2 separate regions of the Homo sapiens genome follow, and region 2 is linked to region 1. A link is an interaction called in ENCODE POLR2A ChIA-PET data of the cell type or tissue named here. Cell type or tissue: OCI-LY7. All regions are shown on one strand. Links, peaks and the distances in the headings refer to the core of each region. The heading gives the core; the rest is flanking DNA.

Region 1 (5,372 bases), core at 234-5,233:
CATCTCTGGCCTCTTCCCACTGGATGCCAATAGTGCTTCATAATCCTGAGTTGTGACAATCAAAGATGTCTCCAGACATTGCCACATGTCCTCCAGGGGGCAAAATTTACCCCATTTGAGAACCATTGGTTGAGACTAATGACCAGTAACATTGTTTTCCTAAGGATTCCTTGCTCTGACAATGTTAAGGCCTTACAGAATTAACCACCTAGAAATTTGAAAGTTCAGGATCCTTAGAAATCAACCCTGGGCTGTGAATGTAATTATTGTTTTCTTCCAGGTCAGCGTTTCTCGCAGCACACATCCCACTTTTTTTGTACCCCTTTTTGCACACTGTCAGCAAAACACGTCCCTTTGAGTATCTCCGGCTCACCAGCCTTGGAGTTATTGGTAAGTTATTAGAATTGTTTTGCAAGCCTGAAATACTCACAGTAGTAGTCTAAGTTGGGTGTTTTGTCTTGCCGGTTATGATTTTTGTACACCAGTCATTCATTTTTGTCTTTGAGGTTGTCTCATTCACTAATCAATAAGTATCAGGAACATGATGACTCCTATCAAGCACTCTTCTAAGTGTTGTTAATAAGACTTTGAGATCCAACATTTGGGATTAAATTCAGCATATATGTGGAAACATTTGCTGGAATTGTAGGGAGAGTAAAGCATAAGAACTTGATTCAATATATAAAGAGTATTATTAAAGGAATAAGAGTTTAAATTTGGGACTTCTCCTCTTCCCTTCTCTCTTCTCTTCTCTTCTTTTCTTTTCTTTTCTTTCTGATAGGGTCTTGCTGTGTTACCCAGGCTGGAATTGAACTCCTAGGCTCAAGTGATCCTCCTGCCTCAGCCTCCCAAGTAATAGGGACCATGGGCACAGGCACACACCACTGTCTTTTTTTGTTTGTTTGTCTTACTTCTAATACCGGAATGCTTCGTATATCTGAAATGCCCTAAGAATATGCATGTCAAATACACTAAGCATTCTGAAAACCTGTAATTCTCCCATAACTCCAGGAATATGAATCTGTCAGTTCACCCAGTTAAATTTTTTCATCTACTTTTTTTTTAGTCTCTACTAAAAAAATAATGCAAAAATCAGCCGGGCGTGGTGGCATGTGCCTGTAGTCCCAGCTGCTGGGGAGGCTGAGGCAGGAGAATCGCTTGAACCTGGGAGGTGGAGATGCAGTGATTGCAGTGAGCCAAGATCACGCCACTGCACTCCAGCCTGGGCGGCAGAGGGAGACTCAAAAAAAAAAAATTAAATTTCCATGTACTAGCAATGAACAATAGGAAATTTATTTTTTATTTTATTTTTTTTTTTTTTTTTTGAGACAAGGTCTTGCTCTGTTGCCCACTCTTGAGTGCAGTGGCATGATCATGGCTCACTGCACCCTCAAACTCCTGGGATCACACAAATCCACCCACCTCAGCCTTGAGAAGCTGGAACCATAGGCACATGCCACCACACCTGGCTACATTTTTTTATTTTTTTGTAGACACAAGGTCTCACTTTTTGTTGCCCAGGCTTGTCTCAAACTTCTGGGCTCAAGTGGTTCTCCCACCTTGGCCTCCCAAAGTGCTGGGATTACAGATGTGAGCCACTGCACCTAGCTGAAATTTTTTTAAACTGCCATTTATAACAGCACCGAAATGTGAAAATTTGGGTATAAATCTTTAAAAATATATGCATGATCTATAACTAAAAACTACAAAACTGATTTCTAATGAAATAAAATGCAGAGATAAACCATGTTCATTGATTGGTGTATCAATGATTCAGTATTGTTAAGTTGTTCATTCTCCCCAAACTGATCTATAGATTCAGAGTAATTCCAACAAAATCCCAGCAGCACTTTTTTTAGAAATTGGCAGGCTGACTGCTATGGACTGAATTGTGTCCTCCCCAAAATTTCATGCTTTGAAACCCTACCCCCTCATGTCATGGTATTTGGAGATGGGACCTTTGAAAGATAATTAGGTTTAGATGAGGACATGGCCCTCATGAGGTTAGTATTCTTCTAAGAAGAGACACCAAAGAGCTTGTGCTCCCTCATTCGCTCTCTGCCATGTGAGGACATAGTGAGAAGCTGGCCATCTACAAGCCAGGAAGAGAGACTTTACAAGAACTATACCATACCATGCTGGCACCCTGATCTCAGCTTTTTTTTTTTTTTTTGTGAGACAGATTCTTGCTCTGTTGCCCAGGCTAGAGTGCAGTGGCATAATTTTGGCTCACTGCACCCTCCGCCTCCTGGGTTCTAGCAATTCTTCTGCCTCAGCATCCCGAGTAGCTGGGACTACAGGTGCGTGCCACCACACCCGGCTAATTTTTGTATTTTTAATAGAGACAGGGTTTCACGATGTTGGCCAGGCTGGTCTTGGAACTCCTGACCTCAGGTGATCCAGCTGCCTCAGCCTCCCAAAGTGCTGTGATTACAGGTGTGAGCCACTGTGCCCAGCCTGATCTCAGACTTTCAGCTGCTAGAACTATGAGACAATAAATTTCAGTTGTTTAAGCCACCAGTCTATGGTATTTTGTTATGGCAGCCTTCTAATAGACTGATCCTAAGATTTATATGGAAAGCCAAAGGAACTAGAATATCCAAACATTTCTTTAAAAGAACAAAGTTGGAAGACATATACTACCTGAGTTCCACACCTACTGGAAAAATATAGTAGTCAAGGCAGTGTAATACTGGAGAAAAGAAAGATTTACAGACCATTGGAGCAGAATGAAGAGTCCAGAAATAGACCCACACATATATGGTCAGTTGATTTTTGACAAAGGTACAAAGACAATTTAGTGCAGAAAGCTTTTTTTTTTAGAGAGAGTCTGTCACCCAGACTAGAGTGCAGTGGTGCAATCTCAGCTCACTGTAACCTGTACAGGTTCAATTGATTCTCCTGCCTCAGCTTCCCGAGTAGCTGGGATTACAGGAGCCTGCCACCATGCCTTGCTAATTTTTGTATTTTTAGTAGAGACGGGGTTTCACCATGTTGGCCAGGCTGATCTTGAACTCCCGACCTCAAGTGATCTGCCCGCCTCGGCCTCCCAAAGTGCTGGGATTACAGGTGTGAGCTACTGCGCCGCCCTCTTCCTTTTTTTTTTTAATACGAGTGTGAATCTGATTCCTTTAACAAACCCCAGTTTGTGTTCTGTTATTTAAGTTCACAACTCACTGGATAAACAGTTCGAAGTTAATGTTAACTGGAAACCCTAACTGTAAAATAATTTTGTTTGTCCTTATTTTCTTTAGGGGCCCTGGTGAAAACAGATGAACAAGAAGTAATCAACTTTTTATTAACAACAGAAATTATCCCTTTATGTTTGCGAATTATGGAATCTGGAAGTGAACTTTCTAAAACAGTATGTACTTTTAACTTAGATTTTACATTGTGTTGACTCTTAAGCTGCTTCCTTATGGTCCTGGGATCATTTTCTCTCTTCAAGCTTTTGAAATTTGTATGAATATTTTCTGTTTTGAATAAAAATTATTATGAAACAATTATTGAAAAACCCAAACCATTCAGAAGAAAATCAAGTTAAACACTAAATTTCTTTTCTCCAAACCCACATCTCACTCCACAGGTAAATTCTAAGTATATTATTACGGTTTCATTTTTTTAATTTTAAAATTTCAATCCTGCTCCTTCTATAACCGGGCTTTTTTAAAATACATAATCAATTATATGTACTTGAGCTTCTGCTTACTATGTACTTTAACCATGAATGACAACATGACAAGGTACAGAATTCTTACTCATTGTACAGAATTCTTACCTCATTGTTCTGTCTCAGACCTCCATTGCCATAGTCCTTTTGTCTTCTAACATTGAATATTGCAGAGAAGTCTCAGGGTCAGCCTAATTCTTTCCTTTTTTAGGTGAACTTACTTTTTTGTGTGGTTACCTACAAGTGTCTTTTATTATTTTTAAAGTTCATTTGATAATCATATATCTTTTTTTTTTTTTTTCTCTGAGATGGAGTCTTGCTGTGTCACCCAGGCTGGAGTGCAGTGGTGTAATCTCAGCTCATTGCAACCTCCGCCTCCCGGGTTCAAGCAGTTCTCCTGCCTCAGCCTCCCAAGTAGCTGGGACTACAGGCATGTGCCACCATACCCAGCTAATATTTGTATTTTTAGTAGAAATGGGGTTTCACTATATTAACCAGGCTGGTGTTGAACCCCTGACCTCAGGTGATCCGTCCGCCTCAGCCTCCCAAAGTGCTGGGTTTACAGTCATGAGCCACTCCACCCGGCCTTTTTTTTTTTTTTTTTTTTTTTTTTGAGATGGAGTGATGTAATCTCAGCTCGCTGCAACCTCCACCTATCAGGTTCAAGCAATTCTTCTGCCTCAGCCTCCCACGTAGCTGGGACTACAGGCACACACCACCACTCCTGGCTAATTTTTTTTTTTTTGTATTTTTAGTAGAGATTGGGTTTTGTCATGTTGGACAGGCTGGTCTTGAACTCCTGACCTCAGATGATCCGCCCACCTTGGCCTCCCAAAGTGCTGGGATTACAGGCGTGAGCCACCTCACCCAGCCTCAATTTTTTTCTGAAAGAGCATATTACTTGTGTCTTTTTTGTTGATTTGTATATTTTTCTCTTTTATTCGTTCAAGTCTCTTGGTTCAACATCAGTTATGCTCTATTATCTGTCTTTCATATTTTTTTCTCTAATCACTTTCAATTTTTAAATTTCATATTATTTGATTTTTTTCAAGGTTACTTTTCCATACTGCTGACAATTTTGGGTAGTATTCAACCTCTGCTCTAAAATTTGCCTTGTCACATTAAATTACTTTTTTAGTCTAACAAATATTTTATTCTTGAGTTGGGTGTAAGCAGGTATAATGATTTTTTTGGCTTTTTACTTTTAAATATATATATATGGAATGCTTCATGAATTTGTGTATTATCTTCGCACAGGGGCCACACTAATCTTCTCTGTGTTGTTCCAATTTTAGTACATGTGCTGTCTAAGTGAGCACTGGTTTTTTAATTTTTAATTAAATTATTTATTTATTTAGAGACAGGATCTCTGTCTGTCACCCAGGCTGGAGTAGAGAGGCATGGCTCACTGCCGCCTCGACCTCCTAGGTTCAGTTGATCCTCCCACCTCAGCTTCACAAGTAGCTGGGACCACATGCCTGCTCCACCACACTCAGCTAATTATTTTTATTTTTTGTAAAGACAAGGTCTCCCTATGTTGCCTGGGCTACTCTTGAACTCCTGGGCTCAAAGGATCTTCCTGCCTTCTGCCGTAGTACTAGGAGTACAAGCATGAGCCACTGTGCCTGACCAATTTATTGTTTTTAAAGAGACAAGGTTTCACTATGTTGCCCAGGCTGGAATGCAGTGGCTATTCACAGCC
Region 2 (5,372 bases), core at 279-5,278, 150 kb before region 1:
ACACAGGTGGAGGTGCAGAATGATGGGGCTGAGTCGGCCGTCTTTCAGCAGCTCTTCCAGAAGTGGACAGCGTCCAACCGGACCTCAGGCCTAGGCAAAACCCACACTGTGGGCTCCGTGGGTGAGGGCCAGGCGGGGGCAGTGAGGGAGCCAGGATCCAGGAGCTGGGCCAGGAGAGCCACTTGGTCCACCACCCACCCTCCTTCCCTGACGTGCATCTTCAACGAAGACTTTTACGCTGGCTCTGGGCTTGTCCTAGCAGATGGGGACGTGGACAAACTCTAGTTGTCACAAAAAGGGAGCTGAGAGGGCTGGGCATGGTGGCACATGCCTGTAATCCCAGCACTTTGGGAGGCTGAGGCGGGTGGATCACCTGAGGTCAGGAGTTTGAGATTAGCCTAACATGGTGAAACCCCGTCTCTACTGAAAAAAAGAACTAATAAATTAGCCAAGCATGGTGGTGCATGCCTGTAACCCCAGCTACTCAGAAGGCTGAGGCTGGAGAATCGCTTGAATTCAGGAGGCAGAGGCTGCAGTGAGCCAAGATCATGCCATTGCACTCCAGCCTGGGCAACAAGAGCGAAACTCCATCTCAAAAAAAAAAAAAAAAAAAAAAGGGGAGCTGTCAGTGATGTGATATTTCATTTGGGATGGGGTTGGGCCTCCCTGAAAACCGAACAGCTTCAGTCTCTTACCAGCCAGTATTTGCTGAGGGCAAGCTCGGTGCCCAGCACCTAGGAGAGGACAAGTAATAGTGTACAGCCCCCAACATTGCACAGCTCCCTATTGAGCTGGGAGACAAGGTCAAGGCTTGAAGTCTGAATGCTGCAGGGGTCAGGACGTAGATCAACAAAGCTAAAGCCTTGCTCTTATGCCTCTCCTGGCTCCCTGGGAGCAGGAGTTTTAGAGGGAGGGAGATGTGGTTCTCTATTGTAGCTCTGCCACATTCTGTGCAACCAGGTAAGCTACTGAATCTCTCTTGCCTCGGTTTCCTCATCTGAAAATGAGTCTAAGAATTGTAGCCACCATTCAGGGCTGTTGTGAGGACCTGGGAGACCTCAGCTGGTGACAGTTGGTTTCATGATTTCCCCCACTCTAGCCAAAGTGGAACAGGTGAAGTTCGATGCCACATCCATGCATGTCAAGCCTCAGGTGGCTGCCCAGCAGAAGATGGTAGATGATGGGAGTGGGGAAGTGCAGGTATGTGAGGGCAGAGAGGCCCGTGCTGGGTGGAGCAGGAATGGTGGAGCCTGTCCTGGACCTCACCCTGGCCTGATACTGGCCCTAGGTGTGGCGCATTGAGAACCTAGAGCTGGTACCTGTGGATTCCAAGTGGCTAGGCCACTTCTATGGGGGCGACTGCTACCTGCTGCTCTACACCTACCTCATCGGCGAGAAGCAGCATTACCTGCTCTACGTTTGGCAGGTCAGGTCCCGCCACGTCCCACCCAGAGCACAGCCGGCTTAGCTCTGCCTTGTACATACTCCTGCTAAGTGGCCATCACCCTTGGGTTGAATACCTCTGGGGATGGGGTGCTCACCCCTTCAAGAAGGACTGCTTTGGCTATGAGGTCCCGCTAGTACCCCCATTCACAGCCCTTTTCCTTTTGGTTCTCTGAGTCTCCCTTCCAATTTTCATTGCCTTCTGCACATTCTTGTCACCTGCTCTGCCCATGGGTTTTTGTGTCTAGATGCGAGGGAGCAGGGAGTGTGTCTAGGACTGAGTGGTGTGGTGCCTGTGATGTCTCCCTGAAGAAGGAGCAGAAAGGAAAGGAGGAGGTTTGGGGTTAAGGCTGGGGTTGCAGGTAGGTCAGGGCTGGGCTGGGTCTGGGAAAGAATTAGGTTTGAGGTTGAGATCAGAACTGAGGTATGGTTCAGATTGGGGTTTTGGCTGTTTCACAGTGGAGTTTGGTGGGGAAGACAATTGGGTTTAGGACCAGTTCAGACTTGAGGATGGAGTTGTTGCTGAGGCTGAGGATGGGGTCAGAATTGGGGGCTGACCCAATCCCACTCACTCCCTCCTGCTCATCCCCAGGGCAGCCAGGCCAGCCAAGATGAAATTACAGCATCAGCTTATCAAGCCGTCATCCTGGACCAGAAGTACAATGGTGAACCAGTCCAGATCCGGGTCCCAATGGGCAAGGAGCCACCTCATCTTATGTCCATCTTCAAGGGACGCATGGTGGTCTACCAGGTGTGGCTGCTGAACTGAGGTGTCTGGCAGTAACCACTGTGGCAAGACAGGCATCCGGGAGATGGAGAAGGGGATGGGTGGTGGGAGCAGGGCTTGAGGTGAAGCCCATTCTTCATAGGAGACTACCCTGGAGGTTCTATCACCTATGTGGAACTGGTAATAGAAACAACCCATTTGGTTACTTTAGAAATACGTGTAATTGGGCCGGGCATGGTGGCTCACGCCTGCAATCCCAGCACTTTGGGGGGCTGAGGCGGGTGGATCACCTGAAGTCAAGAGTTCAAGACCAGCTTGACCAACATGGTGAAACCCCATCTCTACAAAAATACAAAAATTAGCCAGGCATGATGGTGGGTGCCTGTAATCTCAGCTACTCAGGAGGCTGAGGCAGAAGAATCTCTTCAACCTGGGAGGCGGAGGTTGCAGTGAGCCGAGATTGTGCCAATGCACTCCAGCCTGGGCAACAGAGGGAGACTCCATCTTTAAAAAAAGAAAAAAAAAAAATGCCGGTTGCGGTGGCTCTCACCTGTAATCCCAGCACTTTGAGAGGCTGAGGTGGGTGGATCACCTGAGGTCAGTAGTTCAAAATGAGGGCATGCAATGCAGGGGGCACAGCAAGGACAAGGGCCTGGGGGAGAGGCTCCCTGGGGAACATCAGAAGCCTGGTGGAACTGGCCAGGCATGGTGGTTCACGCCTGTAATCCCAGCACTTTGGGAGGCAGAGGTGGGTGGATCACCTGAGGTCAGGAGTTCGAGAGCAGCCTGGCCAACATGGCAAAACTCTGTCTCTACTAAAAATACAAAAATTAGCCAAACGTGGTAGTGCACACTTGTAATCCCAGCTACTGGGGAGGCTGGGGCAGGAGAATGGCTTGAACCTGGGAGACGCTGAGTCAGGATCACACCATTGCACTCCAGCCTGGGCAACAGAGCGAGACTCCGTCTCAAGGAAAAAAAAAAAAAGGCTAGGCGCTGTGGCTCACAACTGTAATCCCAGCACTTTGGGAGGCCAAGGCGGGCGGATCTCCTGAGGTTGGGAGTTCGAGACCAGCCTGACCAACATGAAGAAACCCCGTCTCTACTAAAAATATAAAAATTAGCCGGGCGTGGCAGTGGGTGCCTACAATCCCAGCTACCCAGGAGGCTGAGGCAGGAGAATTGCTTGAACCCAGGAGGCAGAGGGTGCAGTGAGCTGAGATAGTGCCATTGCACTCCAGCCTGGGGAACAAGAGCAAAACTCCGTCTCAAAAAAAAAAAAAAAGCCTGGCAGAGCTAGCTGGAGGGTTTGATGGCAGCAGTGTCTGCAAAGGCAGTTTGCATCTTCGTCATGTGGGGCCTTCAAAGGCAAAGCTGAGGAGCTGGGCTTTAGGCTAGAAGCAATGGGGAGTCACTGAACATTTTTGAAAAGAGAAACGCTGTGATGCAAACAATGTTTTAGAAAGACCTGGTGACGGAGCATCAGAGGAGCTCAGGGGCAAACCTCCCCGCCCTACCCTATCCCCCTCTGTTCCCCATCATCTTCTTTACTAAGTGACTCCTGACTCTCTCTCCCTGTCTTCTGCCCTCACCTGCAGGGAGGCACCTCCCGAACTAACAACTTGGAGACCGGGCCCTCCACACGGCTGTTCCAGGTCCAGGGAACTGGCGCCAACAACACCAAGGCCTTTGAGGTCCCAGCGCGGGCCAATTTCCTCAATTCCAATGATGTCTTTGTCCTCAAGACCCAGTCTTGCTGCTATCTATGGTGTGGGAAGGTGTGTTCAGGGTCTAGAGGCCTCCCCATCCGCAAGTGGGTCCTGGGAGTCCCCCAGTTTCGCAGCAGCCCTAGGTCAGGGCAGGAACCCCTGGCCAACTAAGTTGTGCCTGCTCAATTCTCAGCCGCCTCTGGAGCCCAGTCTCTCCCTCCTCAGTAGCTCTGGGTCTATCCTTCTGCCTCATCAATGACCATCCTCAGATTCTCTGCCTCTCTGTCGGAGTCAGTCTCTCTTGTTCTGTTTCTCTGGCCACCTCCATCTGTCCCTGTGTTGGTCTGTCTTTATGTCTTGGGCTCTCTCTCACTACCCTGAGCCTGTCACTGCCTCTCCTTTGATCTCTGTAAGAAGAATGCATAGCCTCTTGGAGTCCCTCTCGAACCTTGAAAAGACTCTCTAGTTTCTTCTGCTATTCTTTGGAGTGTCAAGGACAGAAGAAAGCATGGAATTGTCCCTGTGTGGCCTGTATACACAAGGTCCTGACCCAGGAGAGCCCTCTTTGACCCCTGAACTCTGGGCAGTGAATGTAGTAGGAGGGTGGAGGTAGGGGTGGCACTAGAAATTAGCCAACTCTTTTTTTTCCTAGGGTTGTAGCGGGGACGAGCGGGAGATGGCCAAGATGGTTGCTGACACCATCTCCCGGACGGAGAAGCAAGTGGTGGTGGAAGGGCAGGAGCCAGCCAACTTCTGGATGGCCCTGGGTGGGAAGGCCCCCTATGCCAACACCAAGAGGTAACTCTCAGGTCCCTCCGCCTCCAGGTTACCAAGGTGGGGGAGCCGCCCAGCATCTCCATCCCTACACCCAGAGCCTACAGCAGGCATGGACTGAGGACTCTGTGTGTCAGGCACTGTGCCAGACCCCCAGGGCTACAAGATGAATAAAGGGCAGCCCATACCCTTGGAGCCTCTTGGCACAGGGGCTGTGTCTGTGCTGCTCACTACAGTATGCCCAGGACCTGGTGGGGTATTTCCTTGGCAAAGGGAATTCCTGGCCATAGGAGGCAGCTCAAAGCAAGGGGCAGGGCTAGAGGTTTGCCTTTCAGTAACAAGATGCCAGAGGCCAGCCTGCTTTTAGGTCCTGACACAGGCCTGGGATGCTGAGGAGCCCCAGCCACAAGCCCTCTTTCAAATGGTTTTGTTTTGTTTTTGTGACAGAGTCTCGCTCTGTCAACTAGGCTGGAATGCAGTGGTGCAATCTCAGCTCACTGCAGCCTCTGCCTCCGCCTCCCAGGTTCCAGCAATTCTCCTGCTGCAGCCTCCTGCGTAGCTGAGATTACAGGCGCCCACCACCGTGCCCGGCTAATTTTTGTATTTTTAGTAAAGACAGGGTTTCACCATGTTGGCCAGGCTGGTCTTGAACTCCTGACCTCAGGTGATCCACCTGCCTCAGCCTCCCAAAATGCTAGGATTACAGGTGTGGGCCACGG

Evidence for each region. Peaks named below come from ENCODE experiments on the same cell type or tissue, not always from the same donor. Only the 100,000 strongest peaks of a DNase experiment are listed, where the experiment ranks them.
Region 2: POLR2A ChIA-PET joins it to region 1 with 6 read pairs; 6 of 35 experiments call an interaction of 5 or more read pairs at or near these places.

What each region holds. Positions count from the first base shown.
Region 1 is chr2:218,584,332-218,589,703 of GRCh38, forward strand. CNOT9 (CCR4-NOT transcription complex subunit 9) reads left to right here. Exons shown (of 8, transcript NM_005444.3): 4 at 281-390; 5 at 3,255-3,364. It also overlaps the pseudogene RNU6-136P. Among named protein-coding and RNA genes, the nearest start is that of CNOT9, 18 kb to the left of the region's middle. In OCI-LY7, for the core only: no CTCF peak of the experiment used is centred there; a DNase peak (open chromatin) is centred at 2,780; H3K4me3 peaks cover 452 bases; H3K27ac peaks cover 2,263 bases.
Region 2 is chr2:218,430,758-218,436,129 of GRCh38, forward strand. VIL1 (villin 1) reads left to right here. Exons shown (of 20, transcript NM_007127.3): 10 at 1-121; 11 at 1,100-1,200; 12 at 1,289-1,426; 13 at 2,036-2,194; 14 at 3,769-3,948; 15 at 4,532-4,677. Among named protein-coding and RNA genes, the nearest start is that of VIL1, 14 kb to the left of the region's middle. In OCI-LY7, for the core only: no CTCF peak of the experiment used is centred there; no DNase peak of the experiment used is centred there.